Regions from separate parts of the Homo sapiens genome. Here region 2 is linked to region 1. A link is a loop called in an ENCODE intact Hi-C map of the cell type or tissue named here. Cell type or tissue: gastrocnemius medialis. All regions are shown on one strand. Links, peaks and the distances in the headings refer to the core of each region. The heading gives the core; the rest is flanking DNA. Region 1 has its middle 79 kb from the start of LINC02005. Region 2 has its middle 4.6 kb from the start of LINC02005.

The links. A loop is a pair of places that touch in the nucleus more often than their neighbours do. Peaks named below come from ENCODE experiments on the same cell type or tissue, not always from the same donor. Only the 100,000 strongest peaks of a DNase experiment are listed, where the experiment ranks them.
Region 2: it touches region 1 in a loop (4-fold over the local background); 1 of 110 quality-filtered maps calls a loop at or near these places.

The regions. Positions count from the first base shown.
Region 1 is chr3:73,726,119-73,734,461 of GRCh38, reverse strand. No RefSeq gene overlaps it. Among named protein-coding and RNA genes, the nearest start is that of LINC02005, 79 kb to the left of the region's middle. In gastrocnemius medialis, for the core only: no CTCF peak of the experiment used is centred there; DNase peaks (open chromatin) are centred at 4,341 and 7,061; H3K27ac peaks cover 4,316 bases.
Region 2 is chr3:73,800,480-73,808,822 of GRCh38, reverse strand. No RefSeq gene overlaps it. Among named protein-coding and RNA genes, the nearest start is that of LINC02005, 4.6 kb to the left of the region's middle. In gastrocnemius medialis, for the core only: no CTCF peak of the experiment used is centred there; a DNase peak (open chromatin) is centred at 3,212; H3K27ac peaks cover 2,497 bases.

The sequences.
Region 1 (8,343 bases), core at 265-8,264:
CCTCTCAAGTCCTCTGCAAGGAAACACCTCTAGGGTCTCTGCACTCCTTTGAGCCCCAGAAAAAAAGATGTTGACTTCAAGTTCAAGCTGAAATAAAGACTGAAAGCAAATAAGTTGGGGTAGAAGGAGACAGATGTTCAGATCATGTGTTTAAATTGATGATAAGTAAACAGGTTATTATAAACAAAGCCAAACAGCTGGACATGGTTACAGAGTGCTTTTTTAAAAAGTAAAATAAATAAAATTAAAATTTTCTTTTAAAAAATGAGAATGTAGAAAAATGTAAAAAGACGATAATTTTGTTCTATTTTGGTATCAGGGAGACAGTATCAAGGTTTTTATATTTTTCATTTCCATAAATTATGTTTATATGCATGTTACACTTACCTAGGCTTACTTGGCATATGCTAAAAATAATACGGACTTTTCATGTCCTGGGACACATCACGTGTTCCTCCAATTACCCTGTTTTCAGTTTCAGGGCCGCTCAAAAGGTAAACAGGCAGCTGACATAACACTACAAATTTAAAACGTCACTTGAACCATACCCATTTAATAAGGAGACAAAGGGACCACGGTGGCTTTTTTTTCCGCCCTAAAAATCTGGAAAGCAACTGCATTTTCTATCACACTTTTGGGGATTTGAACAGTATCCAGACATCTGTAAGATGTGTATTTTTAATCACTTCTGACTTTCACTTCCAAGTCTTGTGTATGAAAAACTTGAAACTGCCATGTGGCCTACAAGCCTGTGAAGGTCTCCCCACCCCATCCCCAAATATGTGGGGTTCCAAAATCATTTGTTCCCAATTTCCCCAGTTTGGGTTAGAGTATGTCCATAGGGCTCGCTGACTCTTGGTAAACTGGAAACCTGATTTGATTTGGCAATGTTTCTGCTAGCTGCACCTTCCCAGGGGGTCTTGCCTTCACTCTCTTTCTGACCTGAGTTAACTATATATTTTTTTCATTTGCCTGGAATAGTGGAACAATTTTACTACTAACTAATCACAACACTTATTAAGCATTTATGAGTTATAAGGCATTGTACTAGCATTGAAGTGAGAGGGGCCCTGTAAACAACACAGTATCTGCTATTACTGAGTTTGGCATCCAGTTAACAAAGAACATACAAGCAGGTGAAATGATCAATGACGATCAAAGATGTAAATAACAATCTGAAAAAGAACCAATAGCAAAAGGTATATTTGTAACTATTGCCAAGGATGAAATATAAGAATAATTAGAGTTCAAAATGGCAGAGAGAGTATTATAGTGGAAATACAAACTAACTAAGGGGCTACTATGATTGACCAAGTATACTGATTTGGCTGTGACAACATCAGTTTATACTTGTTGTCCTGGTATCATATTTATTCTTTTCATTCTTTTTTTTTTTCTTTTTTCTTTTTTTTTTTGAGATGGAGTCTCTCTCCGTCACCCAGGCTGGAGTGCAATGGCATGATCTCGGCTCACTACAGCCTCTGCCTCCCAAGTTCAAGCAATTGTCCTGCCTCAGCCTCCTTAGTAGCTGGGACTACAGGCACCCGCCACCACACCTGGCTAATTTTTATGTTTTAAGTAGAGACAGGGTTTCGCCATGTTGGCTAGGCTGGTCTTGAATTCCTGACCTCAGGTGATCTACCCATCTCAGCCTCCCACAGTGCTGGGATTACAGGCATGAGCCACTGCACCCAGCCTCTTTTCATTCTCATAAGTGTTGCAGTTAGTATAAGAAATTATGTGCTCACCCTATTTATGGAAGAGTGAATTTAGACACAAGGAAGGAAAGTGAGAAAGATATTCCAAAATGACATAAATGAAGATTACAAAAAGAGAAAGGGGAAAATAAGGCACGTACAAAGATTCAGTGAGTAAACCAATGTGTTTAGCAACAACACAGATAAATATATGTAGTGTATTTGAAGCTTATCACATCTAATCCACTACCTATGTACAGGAAATGATTTTTAAATTATTAAAATTACACCAATCTAATATATGGTGAAATAAACAGAAAATACAGATGATGAAAAGATTTGTAATTGCCCATAATTTCTCATACCCAGTATTCATTATTGTTAATATGTTCACTGCATGTTATTTAAGAGTTTTCTTTGCAGATGTAACCAAACAATGGCATCATCATATTGTCCATATGATTTTAAATATGCTCTATTCACTCACTACACTATGAATATCTCTCCATATCAATAAATAGATGTATGACAATTGTTTCATGTAATAGCATTATATAGTGAACTGTGATATGTTAAACAAGTTCCTAGGTTTGATATTTGGAAAAACTCATGGAGAATTTTTTGCTATTATGAACAGCATTGCAATGTATATTCTTGCACAAAATCTGTGTTCAGTTGTCCAATTACTTTCACTTAATACATGATGAGAAGGGTAATTTCTAAATAGATTATTTTTTAGAATTTTTAACTTGCAGCAGAGAAGTTGAGTCACCCAGGCCATTGACCTATTGTCATTTTGTTTCCACATGACCACAAAGAATAATCTTAAGATCCTTGACTTTTCTCCACTGCTGTTATAGCTATCTTAGTTTTCCCGAGGCACTGTGATAGCCTCTTAATTTATTTTACTTCTTCCACTCTAACTCTGTCCCAAATATTCTCCACACTGCAAGAAGATGAGTTATTTTAAAATGTCACCCAGATTATGTCATTCACCTGCTTGAAACCCTTCAGTGTGTTCCAGTGAAACTCAAATAAAACCCAAGCTGTTCACAATAGCAAAGACATGGAATCAACCCAAATACACATCAGTGATAGACTGGATAAAGAAAATGTGGTACATGTACACAATGGAATACTATACAGCAATAAAAAGGAATAAGATTAGCCAGGCACGGTGGTTCATGCCTGTAATCCCAGCACTTTGGGAGGCCGAGGCAGGTGGATCATGAGGTCAGGAGATAGACACCATCCTGGCTAACACGGTGAAACCCCGTCTCTACTAAAAATACAAAAAATTAGCCGGGAGTGGTGGCACACACCTGTAGTCCCAGCTACTCGGGTGGTTCAGGCGGGAGAATCACTTGAACCTGGGAGGCGGAGCTTGCAGTGAGCCGAGACTACGCCACTGCACTCCAGCCTGGGCGACAGAGCAAGACTCAGTCTCAAAAACAAAAAAAAAATAATATGATCATGTCCTTTACAGGGACATGGATGGAGCTGAAAGTCATTATTCTCAGCAAACTAATGGAGGAACAGAAAACCAAACACCACACCTTCTCGCTTATAAGTGGGATCTGAACAATGAGAACACATGGACACAGGGAGGGGAAAAACACACACTGGAGCCTATTGGGGGCAGGGGGTGGGCGGGGGAGAGACAGCATCAGAATAAATAGCTAACGCATGCGGGGCTTAATATCTAAGGTGATAGGTTGACAGGTGCAGCAAACCACCATGGCACACATTTACCTATGTAACAAAACCGCACGTCTGGCAACACATGTATCCCGGAACTTAAAACAAAACAACAACAACAAAAAAAAAAACAAAAAAAAACAAGCTCAAGCTCCCTCACATGATCTGACCTGTGCCCTCCTGGCCTTCCCAATCTCCTCCCCGCTCCCCGCCATCTACCACACCCCAGTACCAGGGCCACCTTTCAGTTCCTAGAAGGAGTAAAGCTGCTGGCTGCTTCTGGGTCTTCACCTACCACTTCCTGCAACACTCTTCTCCTTTATGACTTTGCTCAAATCGTAATTATATCAATCTATTTCTAGCTAGTTTATTTTTCAGCTCCTCTAGTGGATTCTACGTTCTGTGGTGGCACTAATGAAATTGGATTTTTTCACTATCGATTTGGCAGTAATCCTAATACAGTGATTGGCACATAATAGGTGCTCAGGAACTATTAGAGAGGTAGAGGGATGGGTGAAGTTTGTGGCCATGGACCCAAAAAACCACCCCCACATAAGCCTGGGTCTTTTACTCTTTTAGCACGGTATTCTTAAAACCTTAGCTAACCACAGCAGGAATAGAAGCACTGTTGGTGTCAGATAACAAAATGCCAAAATGGGAAGTACCTGGAGATAGACTAATATTATCTGTAAACTCCCTAGAGACTGGCACCTTGGATAGCCCTTTAGTCCATGTGAGGGCTTGGCTGACCCAAGACCAGGACGGAGGCAAGCAGTCCAGCATTATCCATCTGACTTTCCAAAGGAAAGCAGAAGTCACCCCAAGGGTAGGATGAGTGACACAACACAGCCGGCACCAGGATGACCAACAGGATTAGCTGGGTCAAGGCATCAGCCAGCCAGAGCAGCCGCGACAGGCCCAGCAGATGCCGAGGAGTGATCGGCTGTCACCTCTGCTCATCTCCATCTGTTTGTTTGGCTGACCCCAGCGCTGGCCCCAGCTTTCTTTCTGGACTCATAGGCAGCTGGGACCCAGGGAAAATGAGTATCACGCGAGAGTGTTTGGCAACTGTGTGTCTGATGTGCACTCATAAGTCATGGGAATGACCAGGGCGAGGTGTCAACTAACAATTTCTGCATGCTTCCCCTCACTCCTGAGCCCACTCTCCACAAGCAGAGAAAGGGGAGATGGCGATGGCAGAAATCTTCGCACAGGTAATTCAGAGGATAAACAAACCTCAGGGAGCTGGTCAGAAGTCTGACTGGGGCTAATCCTTTGCATTACCTTGCATTCACCAGACTGAGAGAGATAATCTTGAGCCCAAGCCCTCTGGATTCTAAATGCCTGCTTAAGACTGACACTGTGTAGGTAAACGTTTTAGGTCAGAATATTAGCTCAGTCATTTCCTGGCTGTGTGGCCTCAGGCAGATTTCCTAACTTCTCTGAGCCTCAATTTTCTCTTCTGGAAAATTATGCTCAAAACATATCCTAAGGCAAAAGACAAATGAGAGAATGTTACTTGGGGTCTTAGCACAGGCCTATAACATATTAAGTTGTCAATTAATAGTTGTCAATGACAGCTATTGTTATTATTAAAATGTATATAGACAGAAGTATGCATATACACATGTGTTTTGCTCAAAGAGCCTCATACTCTTTGGGGAAAGAAAGAATCATAGCATTTCACTTAGAGCTTTTATCCTATCCTACAAAAATCTCACCAATTTGAGGGCTCAAAATACCAACTGGCAAGTACTGTTCACACAGTGTTTCTATACAGAAGTTTATTGAAAAAAAGGTGTCAGAATACTCAATGAGCAACACGTATATGGTTGCTCATTGAATACGAGATACCACATTCAAGATACCAAGATAGTATTCTGCCAAGTTATGGAACAACTTGGAATCTTAATAATTTAGTTATCGAAAGCGTACAGAAAATAAACAAGAAAGTCCCTGTGTTGCCGGGCGCGGTGGCTCACGCCTGTAATCCCAGCACTTTGGGAGGCCGAGGCAGGTGGATCACGAGGTCAGGAGATCGAGACCATCCTGGCTAACATGATGAAACCCCGTCTCTACTAAAAATTCAAAAAAAATTAGCAGGGCGTGGTGGCGGGCGCCCGTAGTCCCAGCTACTGGGGAGGCTGAGGCAGGAGAATGGCGTGAACCCGCGAGGTGGAGCTTGCAGTGAGCCGAGATTGCGCCACTGCACCCCAGTCTGGGCGACAGAGCAAGACTCTGTCTCAAAAAAAAAAAGTCCCTGTGTTAAATGATTTCAGTCTTATGGGGGAAATAAGTAATAAGGGAATTAAAAACAGAGTGATACGTGCTTTGATTGGAGTAATCATAAGGTACTGTGGGAGTACAGGGGAGGGATGCCTTAGCTACCCTTAGAGGATGTGTGTGTGTATTTGTGTGCATGCACCCATGCAGTTTTGCACCCTTTTGAGTGTAGGAAACACTACCTGACTATAGGTGACAGGTAAACTCTAAATATAAGATAAACATTGGAGGGAGAATATGAGGAATGAGATAAAAGGGTAACTGCAGGGGGAGTAAAATATAGTAATGACAGTAGGCTACAACCTATCAGCTGTGTGACCCTGAGAAAGTCAATCAACCTCTCTGAGCTCAGTTTCTTCACCTGTAAAATAGGAATGTCAGCCCCTCACAACACTGCTATGAGGATTAAATGACACAAAAATAGCTCAGTGCCTGCATATTGAAAGTGTTTGACAAATAATAGCTGCTTTTATTGTCATTGATATAAATTATCTTAGGTTTCTCACAGTCCTTAGAAAGGAATCAGAGAATCCCCCAAGATATTTTGAAGCTTTGGAACCATTCTGTGATATTTGTCTTGTTTCTACATTTCATCTGGTCTGAGAAGTTCTCTCTGATCTTCTTCGGTGGAATGCTTAAGTATCTTCAATCTCATCTGGAGTGCTAACTCTGACGTGTTGCTAATGACTGCCTCAAGTGAAAAAGGGCACTGTGATCCACTGGCAATGTCAGTTATGGGGAAGGGTGAGGAGAGCAGTGCTACAGAGTTCCTGGTATTTGCTATCCAGGAAGCACTAGTACCATTTCTGTCACCAAGATGGCCTATTGTTCTTTCTAAGGACACCTCTGGCCTTGGCAGGTGACATCTAGCTCCCTAGTCCTCCCTAACACTAGTATATGCCCTGTATTCCTTCTCAAAGCTCCCCCATTCCCAGAAAGAAAAAGGCAAAACAGCCATATGCTACCAAACACATTTCTTCTTTCCAGGATGTCTTTGATTCTCTTTCATGAATCTGAGTCATCTCTCCACACCCACCAGCAGTCCCAGCTGAAATTACTGTTTTCCACAGCACTTCAAATTTTTATATCCTCAGGGCCTGCTTTCTATCTGGATCAGAATGCCTTTGGGGGAGGGGGAAGGCACCCAGGCTTCTCTCCTACAGGGATTTCTTCTTGAAATGTATTTTCTCCTCCACATCAAAGTCCATTGAAAACACAGAAACTTCAACCCATCAGGGGTTATATACACATATAAATACATTCATCACTTCCGCTAACCCTGGTCAGTATCAAGAGTAACTCCTCTGCGAGGGCACAAGAAGTACATTTCATAAGGCAGCCGACATGATCACTGGCCCAACACCATTTTCCTCTGCATTGCAAAACCCTGCATGATGTTCACACTGCAATCAGTGTGCTCTCAGGGCCTGCAAGCCCCATTCCTAGCCATCACTCAATTGAGGCCACTTCAGGGAAATCTTACTGAGTAGCAACAAAATCTGTGCACAGCGTGATGCAAGCCACATCTTCTGCAGCAAAGGAAATTCCATTGTCGCGGGAATGTCAGCCATTCCCAGAAGAGCCAGCTTCTCTGGCTCTCTAAGCAGTCAGAAAGCTGAGCTGACAAACGGATCTGAGTAAGCTCACTGCAGCACGACAAGCTGGCAGCACTGTCTTTCCCAACTCTTGCCTCAGTCATGAAAAAGACAAGAATCATTACATCTAAAGCAAAATTCTCAAAGCCTGGATCAAAATCATGAAGAGGAGAGGGGAATAAAGGATGAGGAGGAAGCATTTGTTTAAAATGCAGATTCCCAGGCACCCACAGGACCTACTAAGACTGTCATCCCTTAGAGCAGTATCCAGGAATCTGATTTAAACCCAAACATGCAGAGGTAGGCTTGGACACATATGCTGAGATTCTCACGCACAGTGAGGTTCGAAGCTGCAAAGAAAAGTTTAACTCGTCAGCCATAGTACTGCCTTCTTCTTCACAGACCAGTAGAGAAATGTGCTACTTGATTACTTAGCAGAGGAAACTTTCATAGCACCAACTTCCCAGAGGCAGGAAACGTTTTCAGCTCTTATTTTTCCCATGACACCTCGTTTGTTGTGAAGCCTTTGTTGCCCACATGCAAACTCTGCAGCATCTTCAATATGAAGCCTAAGTTTTCTCCATCTTTTTCAAATTTGTAAACGGATAAGCCCCATAGCCACATCTGCTGATAAAAGGCAACAGGCAAGACAATTTTAATTCATATCTATAACAGTCCTTCTTTAAACTTACGAGGATATCAAACTATTTTTTCCTTCACTTACATTATCTTCCCACCTGCCTTTGTTTTACTTCTGGATCTTTTTGGTTGCAAATAACATAATCTACTGAAATGAGTTGAAGCTACAAAAGAAAGAAGATTATAAAGTAACAAGGTAGGAAATACAGTTAGGCTTCCCCAGGAGCTAAATCTGGATCTTTGCAAACACTAGGAATTATAGTAGACCCTGTTTACTGTCTGTGCAGCATTCTCCTCTTCCTCCTCCCTCACAGAGCCCCAGTTTCCCTCCAGCATCCATCCCTCCCCTGGAGGCTCAATGGTCTCTGAGGAAGCTGCACCCATCCCAGCTCCCAGTGTTGAACCTGAGGGATCCAAGCCATTGATTCCTG
Region 2 (8,343 bases), core at 139-8,138, 74 kb before region 1:
CTCTAGGCCACATTTTGAGGGGACTCTAAAGCTGACATTTTTGGAGCTAACATTTCCCCTGCCAGGAGAAATTACACGTGTATTAGTCCATTTTCATGTTGCTGATAAAGATATACCTGAAACTGGGAAGAAAAAGAGGTTTAATTGGACTTACAGTTCCACATGGCTGGGGGGACTTCAGAATCATGGCAGGAAGTGAAAGGCACTTCTTACATGGTGGCACCAAGAGAGAATGAGGAAGAAGCAAAAGTGGAAACTCCTGATAAACCCATCAGATCTCGTGAGACTTATTCACTATCATGAGAATAGCATAGGAAAGACTGGCCCTCATGATTCACTTACGTCCCCCTGGGTCCCTCCCACAACATGTGAGAATTCTGGGAGATACAATTCAAGTTGAGATTTGAATGGGGACACAGCCAAACCATATCACTCTGCCCCGGCCCCTCCAAATCTCATGTCCTCACATTTCAAAACCAATCATGCCTTCCCAACAGTCCCCCAAAGTCTTAACTCATTTCAGCATTAACCCAAAAGTCCGCAGTCCAAAGTCTCATCTGAGACAATGCAAGTCTCTTCTGCCTATGAGCCTGTAAAATCAAAAGCAAGCTACTTACTTCCTAGATATAATGGGGGTACAAGTATTGGGTAAATATAACCATTCCAAATGGGAGAAAATTGCCAAAACAGGGGTTACAGGGCCCATGCAAGTCCAAAATCCAGTGAGGTGGCCAAATTTTAAAGCTCCAAAATGATCTTTGACTCCAGGTCTCACATCCAGGACATGCTGATGCAAGAGGTGGGTTCCCATATTCTTGAGCAGCTCTGCCCCTGTGGCTTCGCAGGATACAGCCTCCCTACCAGCTGCTTTCACAGTCTGGCCTTGAGCGTCTGAGGCTTTTCCAGGCGCACATTGCAAGCTGTTAGTGGATCTACCATTCTGGTGTCTGGAGGACGGTGGCCCTCTTCTCACAGCTCCACTAGGCAGTGCCCCAGTAGAGACTCTGTGTGGGGGCTCCAACCCCACATTTCCCTTCCACACTGCCCTAGCAGAGGTTCTCCATGAGGGCCCTGCCCCTACAGAAAACTTTGGCCTGGGCATCCAGGCATTTCCATACATCTTCTGAAATCTAGGTGGAGGTTCCTAAACCTCAATTCTTGACTTCTGTGCACCCACAGGCTCAACACCATATGGAAGCTGCCAAGGCTTGGGGTTTCCACCCTCTGAAGCCACAGCCCGAGCTGTACATTGGCCCCTTTCAGCCATGGCTGGAGGAACTGAGACACAGGGCACCAACTCCCTAGGCTACACACAGCACTGGGCCCTGGGCCCAGCCCACGAAGCCAGTTTTTCCTCCTGGGCCTCTGGACCTGTGATGGGAGCTGCTGCCATGAAGGTCTCTGATGTGTCCTGGAGACATTTTCCCCATGGTCTTGGGGATTAACATTAGGCTCCAGGCTACTTATGCACATTTCTGCAATTGGCTTGAATTTCTCCCCAGAAAAAAATGGGTTTTTCTTTTCTATCATATAGTCAGGCTGCAAATTTTTCAAACTTTTATGCTCTGCTTCCCTTATAAAACTGAATGCCTTTAAAAGAACCCAAGTTACCTCTTGAATGCTTTGCTGTTTAGAAATTTCTTCTGCCAGATACCCTAAATCATCTTTCTCAAGTTCAAAGTTCCACAAATCCCTAGGGCAGGAGCAAAATGTCTCCAGTCTCTTTGCTGAAACATAAGAAGAGTCACCTTTACTCCAGTTCCCAATAAGTTCCTCATCTCCATCTGAGGTCACCTCAGCCTGGACCTTATTGTCCATACCACTATCAGCATTTTGGGTAAAGCCATTCAACAAGTCTCTAGGAAGCTCCAAACTTTCCCACATTTTCCTGTCTTCTCCTGAGCCCTCCAAACTGTTCCAGCCTCTGCCTGTTACCCAGTTCTGAAGTCACTTCTACATTTTCGGGTATCTTTTCAGCAATGCCCCACTCTACTGGTACCAATTTACTGTACTAGTTCATTTTCATGCTGCTAATAAAAACATACCCAAGACTGGGAAGAAAAAGAAGTTTAATTGGACTTACAGTTCCGCATGGCTGGGGAGGCCTCAGAATCATGGCGAGAGGTGAAAGACACTTCTTATATGGTGGCAGCAAGAGAGAATGAGGAAGAAGCAAAGGCAGAAACTCCTGATAAACCCATCGGATCTCGTGAGACGTATTCACTATTACAAGAATAGCACAGGAAAGGCAGCCCCCATGATTCAATTACCTCCTCCTAGGTCCCTGCCACAACACATGAAAATTCTGGGAGATACATTTCAAGTTGAAATTTCAATGGGAACACAGCCAAACCATGTCAACATGGTATAGTGGAAAGAGCTAGTTAGCTCTGGTTTAAATTTAAGATTCACCATGTGTCCCATGCGACCTTAGACAATTGCTTGACCTCTCTGGGCCTCACTTTCCCCATCTATAAAAGGGGAACAAGTGGCCAGGTGTGGTGGCTCACACCTGTAATCCCAGCACTTTGGGATGCCGAGGCGGGCAGATCACTTGAGGTCAGGAGTTCGAGACCAGCCTGGCTAACATGATGAAACCCTGTCTCTCCTAAAAATACAAAAAATCAGCCAGGCATGGTGGCACACACCTGTAGTCCCAGCTACTTGGGAGGCTGAGGCAGGAGAATCGCTTGAACCCGGGAGGCAGAGGTTGCAGTGAGCCGAGATCACACCACTGCACTCCAACCTAGGCAACAAGTGAGACTCCGTCTCAAAAATAAAAAAAAGGGGGGGCGGGGGGAAAAAATAAAACTATCTCGCAGAGTAGCGTCAGGAGAATTAAAATAATAAAGCTCTTGGTAGTCTTCCAAAAAGTGTGCTTGCTTGCCCTTTGGTGTCTTTCTTAAAGACTTTGATATTTGGAGAACTGAGATTCAAGTATCAGGTACAGACAACCACCCTTTTCTGTATTTCTTGATTTTTTTTTTCTTTTGGCCTCTAATACCTTCTATTTCTCTTATGCTTGTCTGGGATACTCACAAGAGGATCTGTGGCAATAGTAGTCTGCTTGATTGCTTGATTCCCTAGGGTCAATTTGTTCATTGGGTTCTTAGGGAAGGAGTTGAGTAGATAAGACAAAATGTTCCCCACGTTTTTGCCTAAGCAGCTTGGCACTGATGAGTACTGGCAGCAGCTCCCTGAATTGTGTTATAAATTTCTGACTGCTGCACAAATGTACCACGTGGGTCAAAGACCAGCAGAGCTGCCCAATTCTCAGAATAGAGTTTGTCCTCATCAGAAAACACCCAGAAGGCCTGTAGTCCCGACAACAGAGTCTTATACCTAAGAAGGTTATAAAGTAAAAACATTTTAAGACAGAAACAGGCTCCAATAAAATTATAGTAATATTGGTTAGCAGAGTTGATGAGACTAATGAGATCAATGGGATTAGTATCTTTATAAAAGGGACCCCAGAGAGCTTTTTAGACTTCTTTGGGCTAGAATTGTTAGTGGTATTTTTTAAATTTTTTTAAAAGAAATGAAAGAATTTGTGTATCTGCATACTAATCCACATCATATTTTTAAAATACTAGTATGCCATATTTATCAAGTGCTTGATTTTTGTGGGGTGCTTTTCATACAAAACCTCATTGAATCATCATAATGATTTTAAGGCACAGGCATAGTGACTGTTCATTTTTAAGATCAGTAAGTTAAGGCACAGAGAAGTTTGATGACTTTCCCAAAGTCTTATAGCTACATGTAAACCCATTTTATAGCCACTACAATGTAGCACCCTCAAAAATAGCAACTACCACTGCTAGAGATACAATATTGGGCTTTATACCTACTCTCTGAATTCATTTAATGTAATTATCTCTAAAAACTCAGAAGATGGTGTAATTTACTGAATGTCTGTGTCTCCTCCAAATTCATATGTTGAGACTCTAGTCTCCACGAGATGGTATTAGGAGATGGAGCCTTTGGGAGATAATGAGGTCACGAGGGTGGGGCCTTCATGACTGAGATTAGTTCCCTTGTAAGAGAGACCCCAGGGAGCTTTTTGACCCTCTTTCTGAAATAGAGGAATACAATGAGAAGTTGGCAGTCTGTAACCCGGAAGAGGGCCCTCACTAGAACTCAATCATGCTGGCACTCTGATCACAGGCTTCCAACCTCCACAGCTGTGAGAGGTTTCTGTCATCTATAGCTTATAGTACTTAGTCAGTTTAGGCTGCTATGCTAACAATGACAGATGATATTAGTACTCTAAGTTATAGATGAGAAAACTGATACTCAAATATACAGAGCATTTTCCCAGTACCACACAGTGAGAAATCTGGGATGCGAATCCAGGCCAGATGGCAGGCTTCTATCTCCACAGAACATCTTGAACTTCACACAGACTTCGCTCCATGTTCCTCACACACAGAGTGCTTTATTATTGTAGATAAGGTGTTCACAGGTGACCCAAGGCAATCTCACACGTGCAGGAATTACGTTCCACCACTCAGTTTCCACAAGGCTCGCAAAAGGAATCAGTAGTTCTCACTAAGTATTCCTCAGCCTCCGCCTTCTGCACACACAATAGGATCACACCTCCAAGCCCTTAAGGTTGGATGAGGCCATGTGACTGGTAGTGACCAATGAGCTATGAGCACATGCAACATGTGTCACTTTTGGGCTGAAGCATTTAATTGTCAATTTGACACCATCCAGAGCTCTTACCAGCAGCATTTGAGATGGCAGCTGCTCCATCAGTCTGGATCCCTAAATGACTATCATAGCAATCCTGATGGCATGTTTCATGAGCAAGAATTAAATGTCTGTTATTTTAAGCCATTGTGATTTGGGGGTTGTATCGGTCTGTTCTCACACTGCTATAAAGAAACACCTCAGACTGGGTAATTTATAAAGAAAAGAGGTTTAATTGACTCAGAGTTCCACATGGCTGGGGAGGCCTCAGGAAACTACCAGTCATGGCGGAAGGTGAAGGGGAAGCAAGGACCTTCTTCACATGGCAGCAGGAGAGAGAAGAGCCAGCAAGAGCAGGGAAAATTGCCTTATAAAATTATCAGATCTCATGAGAACTCATTATCAGGAGAACAGCATGGCGGAAACTGCCCCCATGATCTAATCAACTCCCTCCAACGACGTGGGGATTACGGTTCCCTCCCTTGGCACGTGGGGATCACAATTCAAGATGAGATTTGGGTGGAAACACAAAGCCAGACAATATCAAGGGTATTTTTAATATAAACTACAAACAAAACTAGTCTACCCTGACTGACACAGAACCAGACCCAAAGGAGCTTTTTAAACCCCCCAAGAGACCCAGCAGGTATTAGAATTCTCTACACCCAGAATCATAAACTCAAGTGCTACAGGGATCGGGTAGGGCAGGTAACTAAGGAAAGCAGCTGAGCACATGATAATAGAAAGGGGAAGGGACTGGGTCAAACTGGTGAGCACATGCCAAGGAAATGTGGGCTCCCTGTTGCTAAATCTTGCAATTTTTCAGAAGAATTTGGATATTTGTGTGACTTTTCCCAATGGATAAAAAATTGTACAAATAAAACAAAACTGAACTGCAGGTTAATTTCACTTCAGGGTTTTCAATTTATAGCCCCTGACCCTCTGCCTCAAGTTCACAAGCAGGCTCCCATTTATCAGCCATAATTGAAAGATTTAGAGCCAGTCCTGTCAGTTACTTGCTGTGGGACATTGGAGATGTCAGCCTGGTCCTTAGTACTTCCGTCTGTAAAATGAGTCCATGGGAGAAAACTGATCGTTCTTTGTCTTTCTCGGGTACATCTGCACAATAAAATTTCATATACACACCAGCATGCAATCTTATTTACATATTTTATGGTTTCCAATGAAGCTATAAACCTCAACCCCTGACTACCCCTCCCCACAATAGATCCATGAAATCAACGCTAAGAAATCTGGGCTATATAAAGCCAAAGTTTTCGTCCATCTGAAAATGTCATTTTATCAATGTCAGTGTATCAAGAGGAATGGGATATTTTTCTTCCTGCTGGAGATTCTTAGCATGTCTTCTACTAGAAGAATCCATGGCTCTGATGTTATGGTTGCCTGTGTTCCACATAAAAAGATGGGTCTACAGGTTTTATCATGATGTTTAGTTATCCTTGGCCTCCTTCAGCTTTGTAATTCAAACCACCAAATGTATCGCTGCTTTTAAAAACAATCTTTCCAAACTCACATCCAAACTGCCTCCCTCTCAGTGCAGATGATGAGTGGTTTCCACAGAAAGTCTTTAGAATAAATATTCTGTGGTCACGTTCTCAGCTTCAGTCAATAACCTTTAAAAATACATCCAGATAGGCCTTCAGAGGGAGCAATTGTAATATTTGTGGGGCCAAGAGCATGAAATCACCCAAGTGAGCATCAAATAAATGAAGCAAAGTTCTATTCCAAGTGGACTCTGATTTTTGTCCCATTTTGATAGCATATGCTGTTAATACTTTCATCAATAGCACCTTTTACAGCCTGTCTTTAATAAAGAGGATTCCCACTCCATTTATCAGGATCCTGAGTATATGAAACTGGTCCCTGGGAACCCCTTGATGTGGTTGGAATGAGACTGAAATTTTTATTAAACAATCATTCAGTGGGAATAAAATTTATCATAAAGGGCAACCCTAACATGAAATCTTTATATGTAGCAAAGAGGTCTTAATTTGAAACAAACAATAAAGTGCAGAATTCAATTATGTCAGGAAACAGGTCCAGGCTCATAGGATGAACGAGTCATAACAAAAACTTTAAAGCTAGAAAGAGAAAACTAAATGGCATTTAAAACTTGTACTACATTAATTCAAGGTAGCTACTGCAAGATGCAATCATACCCAAAGGTACGTAGAAATTTCTGGAGATAATCTGATTCTTTTTGGCTGTCCTGCCAACTTCATGTAATCCTCCTGTCAAGAATAATTATTGTGTAGTTCCAAATAGCTAAAAAATAATAATAATAATTTTGAATGTTCTCAACAAAGAAAAAATAAATATTTGAGGTGATGAATATGCTAATTAGGCTACTTTGGTCATTCCACAATGAATACACGTATCGAAACATCACATTGTAACCCATAAAGTTATACAACTGTTATTTGTCTATTAAAAATAAACTTTGAAAGGAAAAGGAATTTGGGCAGTCTCATTGCTCATATTCTTGAAATGTGTGTTCAATTCAACAAATATGTAATAGGCTAATGGTCCTTTTATTTACAAGGTACCTTACAAAGTCCTGAAGGGACTGCCAAATAAAAAGACTCCTAATTTAAGGCAATAGTTTCCTAAAGTGGATGTGTAGGCTGGTGACATCTGAGGCATCTTGAGTACCCTAAAAATACATATTCCTGGGCCCCATTCCAAGCCAACAAAACCAGAATCTCTAATGGTAGGATCAAGAATCTGCATTTAAAACATATTCATCAGATGAAACTGACACAGAGTAGGTTTGGTCCTACATATGCCAGAACTTCTCCGTTATAATTGACAGACATCTAACCCCAGCTGGCTTAAACCAAAAAAGGAATCCATCAACCCTAGTAACTGAGAAGTTCAGCGAGGAGAACAGGCTTCAGGCACAGCTGGATTCAAAGGCTCAAACAATGACATCAGAGATTGAGTAGCTTCCCTGTCAACTCTGCCTTCTTCTGCACTGGCTTTATTCTTATGCATCACAGAAAGTACAATCATAGCGATAATAGAATTCGTACTGTTTTAGGCACCACACTTTACCTGTATTGTCACATTTAGTTTTTATGAAAATAATATAAGGTAGGAAGTATTATTTCCATTTAACCAATGATGAAGCAAGCTCAGAGAGGCAACATGATTTATCCAAAGTCACACCGTGATCAAAAGAGATGGAAAGAATTGTATCCAAGGCAGTTTGGTTGTTGCTCCCGCTCTCTTGCCCATACTTATGTACTCAGAGGTAAAGTAGGCCAAGGATACATGAAATGCTAAAAGAAAAATGAATGTTAGAAGGCAAAAGAAGGGCAAGAGAGTATAATTCAGAGGGCAATCCTTATTTGTGCTTATAGAATGTCCCATATGACCTCTCTGTAAGGCTATAATAGGCCCAGGAATCTGTACTTTGAATGTTTCTCCAGTTGGTCTAATTCACACCTCCTACAACTACATGAATGGTGATTCATCACAGCTCAAGATTTGCTGAAGTGTTTGCATCCATCGACAGCATGCACAGGACTACTGCTGGACTTCGGTTTTAGTAAAGAAGGTATGGAGGGTCATCAGCAAAAAAGTAGAGAAAATTGTTTCAGGGCTGCTGGAGACAGAAGGCTAACA